2 separate regions of the Homo sapiens genome follow, and region 1 is linked to region 2. The links are chromatin loops, found by intact Hi-C in ENCODE. Cell type or tissue: lower leg skin. All regions are shown on one strand. Links, peaks and the distances in the headings refer to the core of each region. The heading gives the core; the rest is flanking DNA. Region 1 overlaps DCDC2C (doublecortin domain containing 2C). Region 2 overlaps LOC105373397.

Region 1 (11,071 bases), core at 4,489-8,488, 360 kb before region 2:
GTCGGAGAGAAAATTCTTTTATGGTAGAAGTAAGGAAGGGAACAGAATATTTGAAGGGTAAAAAAGACATTAGATCAATAAACTAATTTATTTTTTTCCTGGACTTAAATTAGTTTTTTATGGTTGGGTTTAGCAAAAGTGCAGAGCTTAGAAATAAAAGAAATGCTTAGAAAGTACAAATACTGAGCTTGAAGGAGTGAAGCAATATGCACATGAACAGAATTAAAAAAAATCAATGTGTGTGTTACTTTTGAATGGGAACTACAGCTACTGTTTCTCATGCATTTGAGACATTATTTATATTTCTCTGTATTTATCGTTCCTTAGATAATGCTAATATGATTCAGCTGAGATTTCCATCACACCTTTTCCTTGTGTGGGTTAGAAACGAAGACAGTTCTTTTTTTAGGAGACTCTGTTGTCTAGGCTCAGTGCAGTGGCACAATCACAGCTCACTGAGCCTTGACCTCCTGGGCTCAGAGGATCCTCCCACCTCAGCCTCCTGAGTAGTTGGGACTACAGGTGTGAGCCACCACTCATGACTAATTTTTTTTTTTTTTTTGGTAGAGATGAGGTCTTGCCATGTTGCCCAGGCTAATTATTCTTCGTGGTATTAAAATTACTTGATTTATTGGATAGTTTGAACTTTTGGAATAATGTATCCAAATAGCTCAGAGAAATACTTAAGTGAAATTCTGTAGGTCTCTGTGCAAGACAATTGCTGATCTCGGTTGGAAAAAGGCGCTCGTAGAGGCTGTTGGCTGAGTGCCAGGGAGGCAGCCATGAGCAGAGCAGTCTCGGTCCTCAGCCCCACTGCAGCCCAGCAGAGAGGAAACACGTCATGTGAGCAGCTACGGTGAGGGCAGCATGTTCTTGAGAGGGAGCACACGGCCGGGGGAGCCCAGACTAAGAGACCTTCCAGAAGAGATGCGTGCTGTAAGAACTGAAGGACGCGGAGGAGCTGGGGCAGGAGGGCACCTTCTCACATCAGCACCCTGTGGGCCTCTTGTGCCTCACCTAGGCCAGGCCCTGGCCAGGGAAAGTGGGAGTGGATGGGGACGAGCACGACCCACTCTAAGAAAGGAATGACGTTTAGTATGGAGCGGGGGACATGGAGGATGAAAGAGGGCAAGTTGCCTGAGGTTGACAATTCTGAACATTTTTTCCATGCCGCCTGCTGGAAGGAAAAGGTGATGAGCTATGCTTGTGAATTTCTCTGAGGCTAAAGTGGAATGATCTCCACTCTCCGTTTTCAATTTCCCACTGTCCGTTGAGTATATACTCTGCACCGTACACTATTCTAGGAGCCGGGAGGTGATAAACAATCAAACAAAACATCTGGAAGAACATGTTCCTTGACACTGAGGATTGCACAGCCTTGCTGGGAGATGGATCCCCTAAGGGAAACAGATACACTGCAATCAGAGGCAGTGCTGGGGCTGAGCCAGTGAGACAGAGGAGGACCTTGAGCCCTGGGGGAGTTCTCAGAGCAGAAGGCGTTGAGAGGAGTTGAAGAAGAAGGCTTCATAGAGGTGGCGGATCTGTCCTGGGTTCTAAAGAAATGGGTAGTGGAAGTAAGGGAGGTGTTCTGGGGTGGGGGGACTGTGTGGACAATGGCCTGGCCCTGGGAGCGAGGAGGTGTGAGAGGGCCCTGAGGGAAGCAGGGCCTGGCTGTAGTGAAACTTTCTGGAAAATGCTGGGAGATAGGTGTGGATACCCAGGGCTGCAGCGGTTACAGATGGCCCTGGTGGCTACATGCAGAGTTTTACGATGTTCTAAGAGCTAATGATGAATGCCAGGGCGGGACACACATGCACGCAGCACACAGCACACACATGTGTGTTCCCGTGGCCCACACCTGTGAACTGGCCCCGGCCCCTCTGAGGCAGGAGCTTCCCGCCTCGGTTTCTGTGCAGGGCTCAGTGTCAGTCATGCTGCCCTGCATCGTGGGCACAAATGTCCCTTATCCACTAGCGGGTGTTCGGAACATCAGCATCCGTGATGTAGGCGACACTCATTCTGGAGAGACCATGGTGAACCATGAACTTGAGTTTGCCCATCTTGACTATCCTGATTAGGAAAGAGAGAAGCCCCCACCCCAAAGGCAGTGAAAGGTCTGAGGGAGGCGAAGTGGGCCATTGTCATGGAGCAGCCTGGCCACCACCGTTAGTGGCAGCTGCTTGCCCCAGTGGACGTCACTTCTGGCTCAGCACAGCGTGTCCTGTGTGTCTTGCCTGGCCCAGGGAGTAGCCCAATCGCAGCATAGGTGCAAGGTGCAGGGCACACACTGGACACGTTGGGTGTGGCCTGACCTCGCCCATCTCGCAGTAGAAGTGATATCTTTGGCTTCATAACATACAGAACCTTTCTTTATTTGTTGATCAATTCAACAAATATTTATTGAGAGCTTGAGGGGTTTCCATCTAAGCCCTGAGGGGATGGGGTGAGTATGGTCCTCACAGGGCAGACACTGTCTAGTGGAGAGACAACAGATGCATGCTCAGGAGCAGACCCCTGATAAATGCCATGCCAGGGGTGGCACAGAGGAATGAAGCAGGGCAGGGCTTGCGGTGAGTCACTGGGCTGGTCAGGGCGGGCTTCTCTGAGAAGGCGACATTTGAGAACACATCTGAATGGCACAGAGAAGTAAAACACATCATGATCTGGGTGGAGATCGTCCCCATCAGAGGGACCCTCAGGCACACAGCCTTTGTGGTGGGAAGCCACCGGTGGCAGGGAAGTGCCTGGTGAGGGAGGGCAGGAGCTGCTGAGCCCGGGAGTGAAGGCTGCTTGCAGACCTCGCTGAGAGGTTTGGGTAGTGAGTGTGGTGGGAATCCATTGGCGGATTCTGAGCATGGAGTGTCACCACCTGACTCCGGGGTGGGATAGGAGACTTGTTTGGAGGCTCCTACAGGTGATCTGGGGGAGACCACAGTGGCTGGGGCAAAGGCAGGCAGGTTTTGGCTGCATTACTGTATGCAGTGGGACTTGCTGATCAACCTCATGTAGGAATGAGTGAGCGAGAGATGGGGGTGGGGGTGGGGAGTGTGTGGTGGGGGAGGTGATGCGGGAGGGGAGAGGAGGGAGAAAGAGAGGAAGACTCCCAGCCTTCTGATCAGAGCAGCTGGGTGACTGTCGGTACCATTCCTGACAAGGGGGAAGTGGGAGGAGGAACAGGTTTTGGGGGAGTTAAGAATTAATTTTTGGACGCGTCCAGTTGGTGAGGCATGTTGGACATCAGAGTGGGATGCGCCAGGCTGGATATGTGAGTGTGAAGTCAAGGAAGAGATCAGGCTGGAGAAACAGACACACAATCTGAGTGTTGTGGATGGTATTGACGGTTGAGGTGCTGGGTGGGATGGAGTTGGTGTTGGAGGAGGCACCTGAAGACTGAGTTCTGGGCTCAGCTTCCTGATAAATAGCCCATCAACCTTGGACTATGGTTATTTGTGGACTTGTCATCTCTCCTCTAGTATATTTTAAGCTCCTTAAAGTTTGGGACCCTGTCTGATAAATCTCTGCTTTTTAGTCCCTTAATGGGGGGAAACTGGCTGAACTAACAGCTGAGACCCATGAGCTTGGAGTCCAGGGTTCAGGGTACCCAGTGAGACCCTGCATCCAGAGATTTTGAAGCCTTAGCTGAAAATCACATCTATCTTTTAATCACCACATGGTCTTGAAAAGGAAGCTCATTAAACATAAATATTTTAAAATTCTTGTAAGATAGACTGTACCTTTATTTTGGGAAAACAGCCAAATTGGCTGTTTTATTGGTAAAGGATTTAGTTTAATTTAGAGATATTTACATTTTCTACTATATCCCCAATCTTTAAGGTTCATTAAAAATCATTTAATAATTGACATTTTGGTAATGTTTTCCAATTTAAAAAACAATTTTGCAAATGGCCGTTGCATTTAGTGCTCACATTTTCTGATATAGGTAATAATAGAAATACCTAGTGTTTAGCATGTTATGATGCAAAGCACTTTGATTTATGTGCATGATCTCATTTGATATCCATATTCTGGCTATTCATTTCCATGAGACTCACACTTCAGTAAAAGCCGCCGTTCTCCGTATGTGATGTCCCGGCTCACATTTCTATGTCTGTGTGAGTGTAATCTGAACATCACATACAGGCTCACATCTTCACGTGGATGCATGCATCACGTTCTGTCTGGAACTTCCTTCCTGTCTTATCCCACTGAGGAATTTCTACTTCCCTTCACCCTGTGAGTAGACTTTGTACCTCTCTTAGAAGAAAATGAGGCCGAGATGAGTTTAGGGAAGAGTCCGAGGGGAATGTGCCTGAACCGTTTGTTCCTCCAGCGTGTGGGCGGCCAAGGTGTCCTGTTGGCCCCATAGGGTTTAAACCACAGTTTGGTGGCCATGGCTCTGTCTCCACTCAGCGGGCATCTCCCAAGTCCTGCGCTGAGCTATCCACAGTCCTGTTCTTTGGTATCTATAGTTCCATCCCTGAATGAAAAGCACACAACTTCCTAGAAGCAAACAAATGAACACAAAAACAGCCAGTTTCATTCCTGCAAGACCCCTGCTGCTGGAAGGAAAACCCGAAATGCCTTTGGTTTATGCAGAGACATTCCAGTTGAGTTTTTTCGGGTGCATTTTTTACAGTTACCCAGCTGCTGACAGCTCATTTTCCCCTCTACCCCCCTCCACCCCAAGCCATCAGCCCCACTCCTTGCCTTCCTCTGCCTGTTCCCGGCTCCATCATTCTGCTCGGCACCCAGAATCCCCGGATCCACGCTGGACACTGCACACACCTTCTCCCTCATCTGCCAGTCAGCAAGCCTTGGAGATTCTGAGCTGATTGATTTCCATGTCTTCCCCCTCCCCAGCCAAGAACATAAGCACGATTTTCTGTCCCTTGGTCTCCCCTCAACAGCCCCTATCGCATGGCTATGATCAAGAATTGAATTTTGGGTTATGATGAATATGTTTTCTTTGATCTTAGCTTTTTTAAAAAAGACAACACAAATTGGTCCTTGTATTTGGTCACCTTTACTTCACGTCATTCTCATAGCAACTCCTGGATTCGCTGTTCCTTTTATTTAACCACGTCCTCTAAAAATTTTCTTGGCGTGGGTGTCTGTGTGGCGAATCTCCTGAGGCCTTGTAAGCCTGAGGACATTCTAATCTTGTCCTTTCTGTTTACGTGAGGGTCTGGCTGGCTTTAATGTTCTTTCCTTCTAGATTTTGAAAATATCACCGTCTTTCCTGTCTGTGTTGCTGCTGAAAGGCCCCGGTTGGTCCTGTCCTGCCGGGCGGTATGGCCAGGTCTTTCTCCCCAGTGCCTTTAGGATGCTGTCTGTGACCTTGGGTGTCGCACTCAGATGTCTGCCGGCGAGTTTTCCTGCAGTTTCTGTTCTTTGGCATCCATGGACTCTTTTACCTGTGGCTTGTCCTCTTTCCTCAATTCCAGGAAATTAATTTTCATGATTTCTGTACATATTTCCTCCTTCCACTCTTACTGTAACTTCCTTTTGAAATTCTTTTCACCGGTGTCGGCACATCTGCTCACCCTCATCTCTCAGCTCTTCTTCTGCAGATCCTGTTTCTTTCTTCCTCCCTGCTTTCCTCTAAGGGCATTCCTCAGTTTTACCTCCAAACAGCAGCTTGCACCTGCTCCATGTCCATTCTACGACTCACCCCTATTGTGATCTTTCTTTCCACGACTTGTGTTTCACATCAGTATTTCTACTTGCTTCTGTTTTATGGTTTCATATTCTTGTTTCATACCGGCAATATCTGCCATCTCTTTGATGGCATTTTTCATATTTGTATGTGAATTCTTGGTCTGTCTGTTCCCACCCTTCAAAGCCTTGCTGTTTGGCCCCCGGGAGCAGTTGCTTTGGGGGTGCCCTCTCCTTAGGACCATCGTCAGTCCCCCACTTCCCTAGTGAGGCTTCTGCATGTTCCTGATTTACTCCTGGGGATTCTGGCACTGGCTGTCCAAGTCCACCAAAGGGGACTGACTGTCCCCAGGCCCCAGCGGGAGGAGAACAGAATTCCAAGCATTGGGTTTCCCATGGAAGCCTCTGCTCCAGGTGGGCCCACCAGCTCCCCAGGTGCAGCTCCGCCATGCCTCTCCCAGGTTCCTGTCTTGACGCCTCCAGGGTCGGTCTCAGGCAGCAGCTCTCGGGATGGGACCCAGGAGAAGCAGCAGCTTGTCAGCCAGGAGCTTGTTAGAAATGCCACACACAGGCCTTATCCAGGCCTCCTGAGCTGGGAGCTCTGCAGTGGGGCCCAGAACTCTGAAGCTGACCCTCTGGGCAGCTCTGACGCCCAGCTCTGCGGAGGGATAGGTTCTATAGATTCCTCCTTTCCATGCCCCCTGCATTTCTTCTCTTCTTCTGCTCCTGCACTTCCTGCCCTAATTCATTCCTTCCTCTCAGGCTCTTGCAGAAGCTCTGAGCCTCCTCCCACAGGGGCAATTCTTCCTCAGTCACATCCTGGCCACAGCTGCCCGCTCACTAGTGCTAAAACATAGCCCTTATCCTCTCTTCCTTGGAAATCTTCATTCTGATGAAATTAATGATAAATGCTCCTCCCCGGAATTCAAGGCCCTTTGGAAACTGCCCCTGTCCTGCACAGTCACAGCTGTGCCTGCACCTCACCCTCAGTGACTGTCAGTTCCCCTCCTCGCCCTGGCTTCTGGCCTTTTTACAGCACCGTACATGATGAAATCCCACCTACCCTGCCGACCCTGTTGCAAGTTCCTCCAGCTCTGTGAAGCCTGCAGCTGGGTTCAGCCTTTCTCCTCTTGGGACCCCAGCCCTTTGCACTTCTCTTGTCATATTTAGCTTTGTAGGCTTTTGTGTGCTTCCTGACTTTGGGGAGGCAGAGACTTTCTTTTGCTTATTTTTATCTAATGCATTGCCTACCTCATTGTCTTATGCATATAGAGGCTCAGCATTGAGTTAATTGTATCATTTCTTAAATAAACTAGTGAAGGAGTACCTGCTGAAAAGGATTACTGAGTAAAAAGTAGACTAATATTAGTCTTTTGGTGCTTATAAAAATGCATATTATTTGCTAATAAATCCTGGTTTGTTTTCCAAGTATTGTTATAACAATGTGGGCCAATTTGTATTAATTTTAGCTGTTATTAGTTAAAATTAATTGAACACTAACCAAGAGTGTAACATGGTTCTCAAGAGCCTATGAGCACTTGTATATAATTAAAAATACACTTTAATTAAAAAATCTAAAAGTGGAAAGCAAGTCTAATCCTGGAAGAGCAGTTCCCGTCGGGTTTAATTGGCCCGTTTGGATAACACGTGCTTACGATGAGCACTGTTTCTCCAGCGGTCCATGCACTAGTCATGTCATAGTGTATGCACAAATACCCCAAGCCCTATGCTACTGGTCCTCAAGTCTCTATCTCATTTCTTCTTTCTGTTTTTACAGATTATTTACAATGAATGGGCATCTTTTGGGCGACTCAAAGGATTTGCAAGACAATCACTTTTATGTTGCTGTGGGACTGGAGACCTTCAAATATTTTCCTTACTGGAAGTCTCCAAGGGTGCCCAGTGAGGTCCAACAGTGAGCATGCTTCGTACCTTTCTTTCCTGAGTTTTGGAAAAAAATTAGCCTTTTCCCCAGTATCTCTCCCAAATAGGTCCAGTTCAGCTATTGGTTATTTTTCAGTAGTGAAATGTAATATTCTTATTTAATGTATGATACAATTTTAGATTTTAAAAATGAGGCGTGGGGGAACTGCTCTTGTATGATGTATTCACAAGGACAGCAAGATCTACACAGAGTCCACTGCTTTTCTCTGGGATACCAGGAGTCTTAGAGATCAGGAGTTGAAATGTGCAACAGCTTCAGAGCTGATTCTAGGCACAGTTATGCCTGCCTGTGATGCACCCAGCATGATGCTTTGTTTTCTTAATTTGGCATGCTTCCCCATATCTAAAATACAGAATTTGTGCTGGGTGTCAGTCTCTCCTGGTGAAAAAAGCCATGATTTTTGTAGTAATCTGGGCATGGCTATGCGGGTGCCACACTGTGTGTGTGTTTATGGACATGAAGCAGTGACCAGGAGGGAGGTGAAGGGTGCTGAGATGGGTGGTTCCGAAGCCCATCTGTGGGATTCTTCATCCTCAATTGTTTAGCCCTGACGGGTGTGTTTGAAATGCATTTCGTGTAGGACATGACTTGAGGGCTTACTAGGAACTTTCCTGGAGCTAGTTCTTTGTCAAGTTTTCAATGATCATTATCTCGAGCAAAGAAAAAGAGCTGCCATTTTTCATCTTATGGTGGAGCAGGACAGATGGTTTGAACACCATGCAGGTGGCCAGCCTTCCTCTATCCTTTAGGTTTTGTGGTACCAGATGTGACAGTAAGGCAGCACATCAGCACGAGTGCTTGAACCTCCACTGAGGGCGCAGCGTCCGGGATGGCCTCCTCCTATTCTGGTTCACGTGCTGCTAGGGTTTGTACCTCAAGGCAGAGAAAGGCTCCCTTTGTCCTGTCTGCCAAGGACGACCCCACAGCAGTTTGATATCCAGGCAGATGGTTAGGTTAGAGTCCCACCTGTATGCCTGGCACACATGGATATTTCTTGATTTTATTGACTTAATTCGTGCTAATAGTCCTAATAGCACAGTGAGGAGGAACACTGTGGGGCTGTGGAGTTGAGTCGTTCTTTCTATCTGCCCCCTACGTGTTTCCCACCTCTCAGTGTGTTTTGCTTTTTGCCATTATCTGTTCATTGGGAAGCCCTGACCAGGTCTGACTGGCTTAAATATCTTTTCCCCTTGCCGAAGTTGTTGAGTTTAGGGTCAACAGGAGGCCACATGCAATCACTCAGAGACTGAAGTTCATGCAGCTTACACAGAATAGACCAAGGAGGTGCTCTGAATTTGCAGAGAATCCTGGGATAGAAGCATTTCCAAATTTGAGAGGCAGCTATTGGAGAAAGCCTCACTAAAGAGGAATTAGAAATGGGATGCCTGCACTTGCAAAGGCAGCAGGTAGACAGGGGCTGTTTACTGTGGTAGAAGGAGGATGGGCTATCTGATCTGCAGGAAGGAAATTGAACAGATTCCTGGGGCGTTTTCTGCTCCCAAAGCTGGGAAATCATTGTTGCCATGAGCCGTGTCCTCTGTGGACAGCTTGCTCCTCCTCGTGGTCACTTCCCTCCTAAAGACAAGGCTGCAGTCTGCATTTTATAGAGATAACTTAGGGCCGGGCTTTACATTTCAAGTTGAACATCTTTTGTCTTGCAGAAGGTATGCGAATGTTGAAAAAAACTCACAGAGAAAGAAAAAAGTAAGTAACTTTTTAAAACAAGTAAGTAACTTGTTTCTGATTCTGGCGTCTTCTGGCATTAACAAGGGCACAGCGCAGGGTGACGGCCCGAGCTGTAAACAGAGCATCAGTGCCAGGGCCTGGGCCAGCATCAGTGCCAGGCTTATAAGGAAAAATCAGATGCACTTCTGAGAATGGTGTGAGTAGGAGAGGAAGTTTATGTTTGGAACACAGAGTCCAGAGCTAAGAGACACACATAGGTATTTATAATGCAACCCAGTAGGTGTGAAGACAAAAATATATTTGGACTTTTACGGGACAGGGAGGAGAGTAACTGACTCAAGCTTGGCATGAGTGGCAGTGGGCTCTGGCGGGGGGTGGGAGGAGGACATTCCAGGCAGATGTGACAGTAAGGCAGCAGTGGGAGAAGCAGCTCACTGCATGCACATGTGCGTGTGTGTGAATACATATGTGTGTGTATGTACTGGTGCATGTGTGTGTATAAATACATGTGTGTGGAGGCATGTGTGTGTATGTATGGATGCATGTGTATGTATGGATGCATGTGTGTGTATGGATGCATATGTGTGCATGGGTGCATATGATGTGTGCATGATGTGTATATGATGTGCATATGATGGGTACACGTGTGTACATGGATGCATGTGTATGTGGATGCATGTGTGTGCATATGAATACATGTTTGCATACGTGCACATGCATGTATAGATGCATATGTGTGTATGCATGTGTGTATGGGTGCATGTGTATGTATGAATGCACATATGTATGTATTTAAATACATGTGTGTATGGAGGCATGCATGTGTATGTATGAATGCATGTGTGTGTATGGAGACATGTGTGCATGTGTACACAGGAGTACACGTGTGTATGAATGCACATGCATGTGCGTATGTATGAATGTGTAGGGATGTATGTGTGTGCATATGACTATGTGTGTGTACATATGGATGTATATGTGTGTATGCATGTGTGTATGGATGCATATGTGTGTGCCTATGACTACATATGTGTGTGTACATATGGATGCATATGTGTGTGGATGTGTGTATGGATGCATATATGTTGTATGGATATGTTGCCTGCATATGTTGTATGGATGTGTGTATGGATGCATATGTGTTGGTGTATAAATACATATGTATGTTTGGAGGTGTGTATATGGATACATATGTGTGCATGTGTGCATGAGTACATATGTGTATGTATGGATGCATATGCATATGGATGCATATGTGTGCATGTGTGCATATGAATACATGTGTATGTATGTATTCACATGCATATGTGTGTATGGATGGATACACGTGTATAGAGGCATATGTTTTTGTGGATGCATACATGGGTATTCATATGGAAACATTTGTGTGTGTAGATGCACGTGTGTGTATGGATGCATGTGTGTGTGGATGCCTGTGTACCTATGTGTATGGATGCATATGTGTGTGTGTGTGTGTGTGCTGATCACACAGTTTGAAGTTGCAGCATAAAGCATGAGGAATAATGACAAGGAGGTATCAGGATACAGGACCAGGAAGATTTGCAGAAGCTGGGTCCTAGAGGGGCTTACCAGTCCTTGTAACTGTTTACGTGATCCTCCTATATCCCTGATCATCCTACAAATACTGCCTTTTAGTGGTTCTATTGACATTAATATTTATTTGACAAAGCTATTGAACACGTACTCTTTCCAGTGCCTGTCTGCCTGGCTCACTGGCTCAAGTCCCCTCCCTACTGTGACACACTGGCTTTGAGGGTCGGCATT
Region 2 (11,071 bases), core at 4,705-8,704:
CTTACCTTAATTTTTGGGGGATACTTTTTGCTGGTTAGAGAATTCTGGGTTCGCCATATTTTTTCTTTTATTCCTTGATTATTTCATCCCATTTCTTCTGGCTTCCATTGTGTTAGTGAGAAGTCAGCTCTAATTGATATCCTTGTTTTCCTATATATTATAAGTATATTTTTTCTCTTGCGACTTTTTAGTTTTATTTCTCTTTGTCTTTGGTTTTCAAGAGTTTGCTGAGTGAGGTGTGGTTGTCTCTGTATTTACTATGGTTGGGCTTTGCTGAGCTTCTTAGATATCTAGGTAGATGTTTTGCAACAAATTTGGGGAATTTAAGTCACTTATCCGCATATATTTTGTCCATTCCATTTTTTTTTTCTATCACTTGGGGACTGAATTCCATGTCTGTTAGACATTGGGCCATCGTAGTTGAGTCTATGGTGTGGATGGACCTCCTCAGCACAGCGAGACGGACTCTCTGCCCTGTGTGACTGAGGGAGCCTGGGGAGCATGTGGACCCCCTGCTCTCCTTCCAAGTTTTGCAATCCTGCACTTTCTGCTGCCCAGACACTGAAAGCTGTTGCTGCTTCTATTTTGGCCAGTTGCATAATCTTACATTTCTGTTCCCCTTCCTACCTTCTTTTAAAAATTATTATTCTAGATTGGTTTCAAATTGTGCCAGATTTGTTATAGTAACACAAATACTCCAGATAATTTTGTCACATGTTCCTATAATTCAAGTAGTTACGTTACAGAGTTGTGTATGTAAAAAATGCTGCTATTGGCCATGACAGTTCTTTGTAATTATGCAGATACACTAGGTACTTAGAAAATTATGCACTTTTATGGTCCCTAGTACAGTGCTTAATATGTTTTGTTTGTTTGTTTTATTGATGGAATGATCTGCATTAGTGGGGTGTAATCAGAAACCTAAACCACCACGTAAGCTTCCCCCATGTGGAAATAAAGTGTATGTGTGTCAGTGTGTGGGAGCATGCTGTGGGTTACACACCACAGGAGTGCCCAGCCTTATTCCTGGCTTGAGAGATTCTCAGTTCTCTTTTCTTTTGGTGATCTCTCTTCATTACTTAAGAAAAACTACTAACCGTCTAATTTTGGTATGGTGAAAATCTTCTTCCTTCCATTAATTTTTAGTGGCATAAGTAAGCCAAGAATGGAATCTTCAGAATAAGTAAAGCTGCACTAAAAGCTCAGGATGAAGTACTGGTTAAACCATTGCATCGCCAGATGCTTGGGGGATCTAGTTTCTCTTTGGGGTTTATGCAGCTGTTTATGCCACAGATTGGGACCTGCATTCTCTACATGGTACTGTCTTAGGTGCCATTCTCAGAAATCTCTTCCCTTAAGTCTCAACTCATGTGGTCAGACCCAGAGGGTCACAGGACACCCCTACTGGCTTGGAGGGTCACAGGACACCCCTACTGACCCAGATTCAGAGGACATCCCTACTTCCAGACCACCTAAGTTCTGCTTTCTGATTTCTGGACATGGGGTAAGAATGACGGACCCCAAAATGATTGACGCTGGGCCTGCATTTGAGGAGGGAGCAGGTATTTATTAATTTAAATATATTAATAATTTTGATGCTCTAAACACATCTAAGCTCACTGCACATGTAGCAGCTACCTTTGGAAACTTGAAAATGTTACATAAATGCAGAGTATTCTTGCATTGCATGTTGTAAAATCATAACTGGAAGCAGGCGTTTCTTAAGAGGAAGTCTAAGAGTATAGATGTCTCTGCTCTAGTTAACCTCATATTAGTATTTTGTAGATTATACAGGAGATTCTTAATTATTTGAAGCCTTACAAAATTGTGTAGTCTTCACGATTTAAGCCAACCATTGGAAAGTTTAAACAAAACAAAACAAGCTAATCTTTCACTATTATGGTATTGTGTTGCTAGGGTTACATTAAGGTTTTATAAATATGTGTAAGAAAAAAGAATTATAGTCATTTCTCAAAATAGTCACTATTTTCATATGGAAACAAACATTTTATTATTTAAAATGCAATCCTGTTCTTCTATTAACTGTTATAAATGAATTATTCCTATTTTGGCTCTCGTTTTTTTTGTGTTGTTTTTTGATCATAGGTAGCTTTATAATATTATCATAAAACATGATTTGGTGACAATTGTGTCTGAGGAGAGACAGAGCAACATGTTCCCCAGGAATAATGATGCCGCCAATTTGGAATATTTTGTTGACTTCAGTTATTCACACCGCAGAAGTCTTCCACAATTATTTATAACTGAGATCGGACTTAGGGCTGGTGCTGCGTGGATTTTGCACCATTTGTTGTAAACGACTATTTCAGTTTGTTATTGAATGTGAATTGCCCTTGTAATTTTTGAAGTCACACAAATGTCTATTTTCTCCTTTGCTTAGGACAGGAAAATTAAGTGATAAATATTAACCACACCTTAATAAAAGGCAAAATAACTATTCATTATGTCAACTATTTTATAAATAAATAGACTATTCCATGATCAGGAATGGAAGGGGAGGCTATAATTTTCACCATACGTTACGTAGTATTTAATGGTCCACGCTTAGTGACAGCATATTTGTGCTGTACTCTGCATGATCAGTGGCTGGGGCCTTTTTATTGCCTTGTCTCGGTGAATGGAGAGGGAAACAAAGACACAAGCAGACAAACTTCTCCACCAGAGAAGCAGCTTTGTCAATTACTTCCACTTCTTGATTCGAAATAAGATGTTAAACAAGTGTTTGTTATTTACTGGATGCGTAAGCTCCAGGCAAGATGAGGGAGAATGATGAATGAAACTCGTGGTCCCTGCCTTGAGGAATGGGGCTAGAGAGATGGGGTCTGTGCGTAAGAAATGTTGGAGAACGGGCAGGTGTAGGAGGATGTGGCTCATGATTGGGCCAGAGGGGCCTAGACAGTGGGTGCTGCTGAGGAAGGTGGGGACAGAGCAGACAGAGACACAGCTTTGGAGACAGAGCACGTGGAGCTTGACTTTGATGTGAGTGGGAATGTGGTAGGGAGTTGAGGTGGATTCTCTAAAAGGAGAGTGGATTTGTGTCCTGGGGCTGCAGTAGCAAAATACCACCAGCTGGGTGCCTTCAAACAGCAAGGATGCCTGGCCTCACAGGCACAGGGGACCAGGGGTTGGCAGAGCCGCGCCGTGTGCCAGCTTCTGGTGTTGCTCTGATCCTTGCATTCCTTGGCTTGTGGACGCCTCTCTCCCATCTCGGCCTCTGTGGTCACGTGGCCATCTCCTGTGTTTTTGTGTTTTCATGCTGTCCTCTTCCTTCTTATCAGACACCAGACATCGATTAGGGCCCACCCTACTTCCAAATAAGGTCATATTCTCAAATAAGGTGCTGGGGATTAGGACTTCAAGATATGTGGTGGACACAACCCAACCTGTAACAGGGGGAAAAGTGGAGGTGCTCAATGCAAATAGAGAATCTGGGGGACCAAATGTCAGGAAGAAGGAGGAAGAAGAGGTGAGAACAGGAGCTGATGCCACACGAGGGAGTCCTCAGACACTAGGCGAGGGCGTTTCAGTTTTACCCATTAGACCCGGAACCTGACAGTGAGAATGTAAGGCCTTAAAATGTGTAGGTTCCTGCTCCTGATTCTCAGAGCGGGGTCTGTTAATGTGCTTTTTTGAAGTGGCCAGAGAAGCTCTGCCCCTTTCTGGGTGTGGACAAGGGACACGACCACATGAAGACCACAGCGGCCACAGAAGCCGTCCCTGTAGGTTTACAGCTGTTCCCCTTTCTTCTAATTTTATAAGAGCTTTATTCGTGAATCAAAACACTTCTCCAGGTAGAAGTGCGTTGGAGGCCTTAGCCATTCATTTGGAAACAGAACCCAGCTTAGCAACTGTGCTGTTTTCTGGCCGAGTGTCACCTCCAAAAGAAAAATAAGGGAGAGAAGAAACCATAAGACCAAACACCCTTCCTCCCCAGGGCCTGTCACTAGTCAGGCTCATCTGGGATAATTCTCCCAAGAAGGGCTCCAACCTCACACTGTGGCCGCTCCATCAGCGGGGCACAGTCCTGTCCTCAGCGCCACATCCTGCAGGGCGTGGTGACCCACCTTAGGGAAGATGTTGGTGATGAACATATTGGATGGAGCAGTAGGAACTTCATTTCAGCCTGGAGTGCCCTGGCACACTAGTGAGAGGCGAAAGCTGCCTTCTGTGGTCACAGTTGCCGTTTTGGTGCGACCTGACTGACTACAGAAGCTGTGCACCCAGTGGAGCTGGGCTTCCTCCCCACCATCCAATCGTATGAAAGTGTGGCTCACACAAACCCAGAGCAGGTGCTTATTCCTATTTCGGACGGGCTCACTGCAGGACTGGGGTGCCGGGGCCCCACACCAACTCTTCCAAAGGCAGTAGAGCCAGCTGTGGAGGGGGCTCCAGTGTCTGATTTAATCCTCTACGATTTAGTTTCCATTTAGCTTTGAAATACTTATTAATTGTACAGTATACACACATATAGCACCATGTTCATCTGTAAAGGGTACAGGGATAATTGGGATTATATTGTCATCATTGGGAATGGGTTGTGTTCCTGAGGGGATGGAGTGACAGGGTGAGCTCTTCAGCACACAGGCAGAAACAGTGTCAGGGTTTGTCTCCCTGGGGCATGTTTCGAGGAGTATAAAGTGCCAAGTTTATCTGTACTATTTATTCCAATTAGGACTTTGGGCCCTTTAATCCCGTTCAGAGAGGTTTAGTCACAACAGGGAGGGACTCGGCTGGCCTGTCACTGATGTCTGGCTGAGTCTATAATGCAAACAGCAATATGACCTGGCTGGTTCCTGGTGGCACTATTAGGTACAGAAAATGGCAAATGAGATCAGTCGAGGGTTGGTGAAAGTGTTAGAACCTTGATGTGGCTGAGCCCACTGTTGTCCTGTGTGTGTGTTGAGGGGTGGGGTCCTGTGACTTCTCCATTGCCAGACACCTGCCACCATGGATGGCCCTGCACACCCATCGATACTGCTCAGCCCAGAACATTTTAGGCAAGAGCCAGGACAGTGCTTTGAACTTCTTCATCTTCCTCCTCCTCAGCAGCATTTGTCTGTATTTTGTCCCTTTTTAACAGGTCCCATTGTTTGGCCAGTGGGTGCTTTGGGAGACACATCTGAAGTGCCCATTCTCAGGAAGGCCTCTGGGATGGACCCTTCGTGAATGCATTTCTTTTTACAGGAGCCATCCTTTTAGACAGGATACAGGATTTGAGCTCCTCTAGGATTAGTTTTGGATGATGGGATTATTTAGATCTCTGTGGAGATTTCTCAGTAGGTTGTGTACGTAATGCAGGCTTGACCATGGCTTCTTTGGGACATCTCCCGACCCAAGGCTGACCTTAGTCCAGGGTTAGGGCTCTATTAGTTGATTTTGGAAAGCATTCCAGGAAGCATTCTAGGGGCTGGGGAAGTAAGGCAGGGAGCAAAGTCAACAAGAGGCACTTTATGGAGCAGGTGATTGATGTAGGAGACGGGGCCTGGGTTGCCTCGTGGTCCTCTGAAAGCATACATGGGAGATGCTTAGAGCCAGGCCCTGAGGGCAAGGGCTGGGGGCTTCATCGGATGACTGTCCTCTCCTTAGTTGAGGGCTGCTTTGGGATGCAGCGCCGCACACCCTGCTGCTTCTCACCTGTCACTCAGAGTCCAGTAAGAGAAAAGCAGGGACTCATGGCACCATCGGAACTGTCTCCAGCTGACACCCAGGAACACCTGGGGAAGAAGGCAGAGCCCCCAGCCTGTCTGCTAAACAACTTCACTTCCTCAGGGAATCCTCTGGACACCATCCTCTCGTGTGCCGCCTTTGCCTTTCAGGGCTGACTTTGAGGTATCTTCTTCATGGGACTTGACATGGTTGCTGCCTTTCCTTTATCTCTCTCTCTCTCTGTGTGTGTGTGTGTGTGTGCGCGCGTGCATGTGTGTGTAGGGGATGAGTGTGCTGTGCAGAAAATTAAATGTTGTCCGCTCTGAAGCCCACACCCTGGAGAGAACAGCACTCACATTTATCACCTTCCCGCTATGGACCAGGCGCTCGGTACTTTACTGACATGGTTAAGTACCAATCCTCACAATCACCTTATAAAGCAGATGTATGAGCCCACTGGGACTCAGAAAACTTAAGTGCCTTCCCCAAGGGTGCAAAGTGGGAAAGTGGTAGAGTCGGAGTTAGAACCCAGCTCCGTGTCACGCTGGGCCCATGCTCTTTCCGGCCTCCAAGGTTGCCAGCCCCTGGGGAGATGTGGGACTGGATTGCGGAAAAGGAAAGAGCTCTCAGCTCATTCTGACAGTAGCCAACAAAATCAACTTGATTTAAAATCTGTCCCTGGTTTCCACATTTTGTGGTAAATTGGATATCAAATGTACACATTATTGAATTTCATGTTCTGAATGTTTAATTCTTCTCCAAGTGTCACATAATTAGCCATTTGTTATATAATTGTTTTCATTACTTACATAAATTGTTTTCATTAGTGGCTCTAAATGGGTGAGTGACATTAATATGTAATAAATACAAATCATGCTGCAGCAAGGGAAGTCAGTAAGAAAAGAGGCAGCCCGGGGCTCGGGGTTAGGCTCCTAATATCATTCCCAGTCACTCCCCAGGGCACACAACTGGGGAATGCCCGGGAGGGGCATAGGGCCCCTCCTATTCCTTGCAAGAGGGGAGAAGATTTCCTACTGTAAGACATTCATCATCTCTGTCCCCAATAACTGCAGAGGTACTAATAGTTACCATTTTACACATCTTCAAGAAGTAAGGAACTTTATATACATTCTCCCATTTTCATTTAATCTATTTGATTCAACCATGAAGTGAACTGAGTCAGTCACCTGGTAATGTAAGGAACCCAGGTAGTACCTGGCAGAGCCTAGAATCAAATCCAGATCTGTCTGATTCCAAAGCCAATACCCAGTGCTCTCAGTGTTTATGTGGGAAACCAAGAGAATGGGTTTATTACTGAGATTTTCATCCTGAGCAGCTCTGAGATTTAGAAGATGATACCTGTAACTGCAGAGCCCCCTACTCTGATACTTAGATGACCTCTCTGATGATTTGTGCCACTACCTCCCATGATCTAACAATACAAGGAAGGGAAATGTTTGAAAACCTCCACTGTATTAAGAGTATTTATTATTCAAACTCTTCCAAGGACCCAAGGATGTCCTGTGGGCCCTGGGGACCAGGGAAGAAGAATGTTGTCCCTTCCAGGTCGCCTGCAGTCCTTGCAGCTTCCTCTGTGGGAACACAATTGAAAAGGCAGGGAAACCCTTGCTTCATCAGGGCAGTGTTTGGGTCCAGAGTGAAGCCACCCTCTTCCAGCTCTCAAGGCTCCATCGGGGACCCTCTTCCGGCTCTCAAGGCTGCATCGGGGACCCTCTTCCGGCTCTCAAGGCTGCATCGGGGACCCTCTTCCGGCTCTCAAGGCTGCATCGGGGACCCTCTTCCGGCTCTCAAGGCTCCATCGGGGACCCTCTTCCGGCTCTCAAGGCTCCATCGGGGACCCTCTTCCGGCTCTCAAGGCTCCATCGGGGACCCTCTTCCCGCTCTCAAGGCTCCATCGGGGACCCTCTTCCGGCTCTCAAGGCTCCATCGGGGACCCTCTTCCGGCTCTCAAGGCTCCATCGGGGAAGCTCTTCCCGCTCTCAAGGCTGCATCGGGGACCCTCTTCCCGCTCTAAAAGCTCCATCGGGGACCCTATTCCTGCTCTCAAGGCTGCATCGGGGACCCTCTTCCGGCTCTCAAGGCTCCATCGGGGACCCTCTTCCCGCTCTCAAGGCTGCATCGGGGACCCTCTTCCAGCTCTCAAGGCTCCACCGGGGACCCTCTTCCGGTTCTCAAGGCTCCATCGGGGACCCTCTTCCGGCTCTCAAGGCTGCATCAGGGAGAGCAGAACACACGTCCCAGGCTTCTGCTTGTTCCCGGCACGACCCCTGCCTCCCCCTCTCCCCTGTCAAATGCCACCATTATCTATTTGAGAACCATCAGGATCACTTCTCCTGTCCCTTGTCCTGTGTTATAAGCCACCTCAGAAAGCTGTTGTAGCTTTCCAGGGCATCTCTTTCCCCGTTAACTGTAATCCCCCTTTCTGACGCAGGACGCAGGCTGGTTCCATGGGCATCCTTCAAGGGCATGTGTAATGTGCAGTTTTAACTCAGAGCCCTGCACTCAGACCAAGGTCTGTTTTAATGTGCTGAAGTTGCCATCTTGAACTTCTTAATAATCTTTAACAAGGGATTTTCGTTTGTAGCTAGTTCTTTTCCGACCTTCAACTCTGACTTCTTCTCAATTCCTAAAACTCACACTGGGTGCCCCCTGGAATGTGTCATTTGCAAACTCTCTTACCCCTTCAACTCTCCCGCTTCTTTCTGTACAGTAGCCTTGTCCTGAAGGGCTCTGCTTCCCTGCAGCCTCCCTAAGTATTGGCTGTTTTCTCCCCATGCTCTTTCGCCATTGGCCTGGATGTTAATGGGGTTCATGTCATCCTGGCTCCCCACTGTACTTGCAGACCATTCTCTGTTCTTCCTTTCTAAAACTCCTAGGTATGAATCTCACATCATCCAGCCCATGCTCACTGTCATCTATAGATGCTGGGCTTACCACCCCCACCCTCATTCCTTAGGCTCCAGTACTCTGTTACTCTCTTCAACAGTGCTTGTTTGAATTGTTGCTGATTTCAAAATCTTTCCCAGAACTTCTTGCAATTCCTGGTCTTTTACCTCCTTGACTTCTTTGCCTCCTATTCGTCCTGCAACCCATCTCAAGTGCTTGTACACAAGGTCACACCCCTGACTCTGCCATTGCCAATAACTTCAATGCCTTCATGGCATTGGTGTCTACTGTGAGGCCAGCTGATGTTTTACCAGCTCAATCCTTCTGGTAACCTAACATCAGCAGTGCTTTCACTTACGTTCCTTGAACACTGTTTCTTATGTCTTATGTTATGTCATATATTTCATTACATATATATTACATTACATTATATATATATATTTCATTACATATATATATAACATTACGTTACATTAATGATATCAAGCATGCCATTGCATTAACCATAACTCTTTGCACATAACCATTTGCAAAGTCTCCTCTTCCGTCAGCTGTTCTCTGAATGCTTCTCTGCCTCCTCCGCCTGCCCGCAGGCAGCTTCCTTTTTGATCTGCTTTCCTCCATTCTTCTCAAGAATTGGCTGTTTTCTATTCCACACTCCTCTCTCGCCTACTTGGAATAATACCTACTTCCATGTCTGCTCATACCTGCACCACACAATGGAATGTGCCTCTGGAAAAGCCAGCCACCTGCTGCCCCCTGCCTGTCAGTGGCACGGTGGCCACTGACCTGTGGTGGGGCCACTGCACTGCTTGGTTGGATATTCTGAATTTCCTTAGTACATTTGCTTTCCTTCTATGTGATTTTTAAAATATCATTCTCTCTCTCAAACTATCTTTTCAGCTGATGACCATGCTTTCTATTTTAGTGAGAAACTAGTGGAAAATAGAGAACTTTCTCAGTCTTTTACCCTAACCCTAGCACAACGTGCCTGCTGGCATTGAGCCTATGCCCCATTCCCTGCCCTCCTTCCGTGACAGGGGGTGGGCTCTGCTGGCAGTGAAGACCACCCTCCTTGTGGGGCAAGCACCCAAGCTCTACCTGCCCTTTGAAGGACATTGCTTCAGCCATCTTTTTTCTTTGCCTCCCTCCCTCCCTCCTTCCCACCTTCCCTCCTTCCCTTCTCTTCTTCCTTCATTCCTTCCTCTCCCTTCCTCCCTCCCTTTCTTCTTCTTTTTTTCCCTCTCTCTTTCTCCCTTTCTCTCCTTTCTCTTTCTTTCCTTTCTCTCTCCCTCCTTCCTCCCCCCTCCCTTCCTCCCCCCTCCCTTCCTCCCCCCTCCCTTCCTCCCCCCTCCCTTCCTCCCCCCTCCCTTCCTCCCTCCCTCCCTTCCTCCCTCCCTCCGTTTCCTTTCTCTCCCTTTCCTTCTCTCTCTCTCTCTTTCTTTTCCGTATTTCTCTTCAGCATCAATTCTTCCCTCTTTATAGGACCTTCCCTTCAGCACACAGACATATTCCTTCTCTGACTCCATTTTCCCTCCTACCACTCCCATGTGTCTGTCCTTGTCTTTGTAGCAGTGCTTGTGGGCAGTTATGCACATGTGCGTTCTGCATCCTCTCCCTGAACTCCTTCTTGGACGCCTGAGCTGTGTAAGTCTTGGTTCCTGGTGACCTTCCTGTTGCCCACTTTTTGGTCTTTTCAGGTGACCCTGGCTCCAGCTTCCTCACTTCTGTCTCAGCCTCACTCCCTGTTCCTTCTCAGACTTCTCAGCTGCTTCTCATTTCCTTGGACTCTGAATGTTGAGTGACCCAGGACTCTACCCTAGGGAATCTCTGCCTTTTGTACCTCAGTATCACAGCTTTCTATACCATTGCCCCCTGACAACTCCCAAGTGTATTTCCCCAGCCCAGATATCTTCTCTGAGATCCCAAATCACACAGAAACTGCTTGCTGATCTCTCTGCTTGGCTACCTGAGAGCATCTCAAATCAGCTCCACCTGCATCTCAGTAAATAGCTTAATTCTTCCAGCTGCTCATGACAAAAATCCTGTAGTCATCTTTTTTTTCCACCTCTTTTTCTTTTACCCCATATTCAACGTGGCAGCAAACCCTAGTGGGTCTATCTTCCACACAGACACAGACTCAGACAGCCTACTCCCCACCTTAATTGCCACCACTGAGGTCCAATTTCCTGGATGGCAGTAGTGGCCTCAAAGTTGTTTTCCTTGGATTTTCTCATTTTTTCTTTCCTTACACTTTATTTTCAACTTGGCAGGCAGGGGGATCTTTTTATTTATTTATTTATTTATTTATTTTTTTGAGATAGAGTTTCACTTTGTCTCCCAGGATGGAGTAGAGTGGTGTGATCTCAGCTCACTGCAACCTTAGCCTCCCAGTTTCAAATGATTCTCCTGCCTCGGCCTTCCAGGTAGCTGGGATTACAGGCATGCAGCACCATGACTGGCTAATTTTTTTTTTTTTTTTTTAGTAGAGATAGGT

What was found. Hi-C counts contacts between places; a loop is a spot of excess contacts. Peaks named below come from ENCODE experiments on the same cell type or tissue, not always from the same donor. Only the 100,000 strongest peaks of a DNase experiment are listed, where the experiment ranks them.
Region 1: a loop joins it to region 2, with 8 times the contacts of the local background. A loop is called at or near these places in 1 of 110 quality-filtered maps.

What each region holds. Positions count from the first base shown.
Region 1 is chr2:3,745,331-3,756,401 of GRCh38, forward strand. It overlaps DCDC2C (doublecortin domain containing 2C), which reads left to right. Exons shown (of 11, transcript NM_001287444.2): 5 at 7,433-7,570; 6 at 9,262-9,304. Among named protein-coding and RNA genes, the nearest start is that of DCDC2C, 47 kb to the left of the region's middle. In lower leg skin, for the core only: no CTCF peak of the experiment used is centred there; a DNase peak (open chromatin) is centred at 6,141.
Region 2 is chr2:4,101,141-4,112,211 of GRCh38, forward strand. It overlaps LOC105373397, which reads left to right. Exons shown (of 7, transcript XM_047446544.1): 4 at 1,379-1,562; 5 at 7,175-8,200. The coding sequence ends at 8,067. Among named protein-coding and RNA genes, the nearest start is that of LINC01304, 130 kb to the left of the region's middle. In lower leg skin, for the core only: no CTCF peak of the experiment used is centred there; no DNase peak of the experiment used is centred there.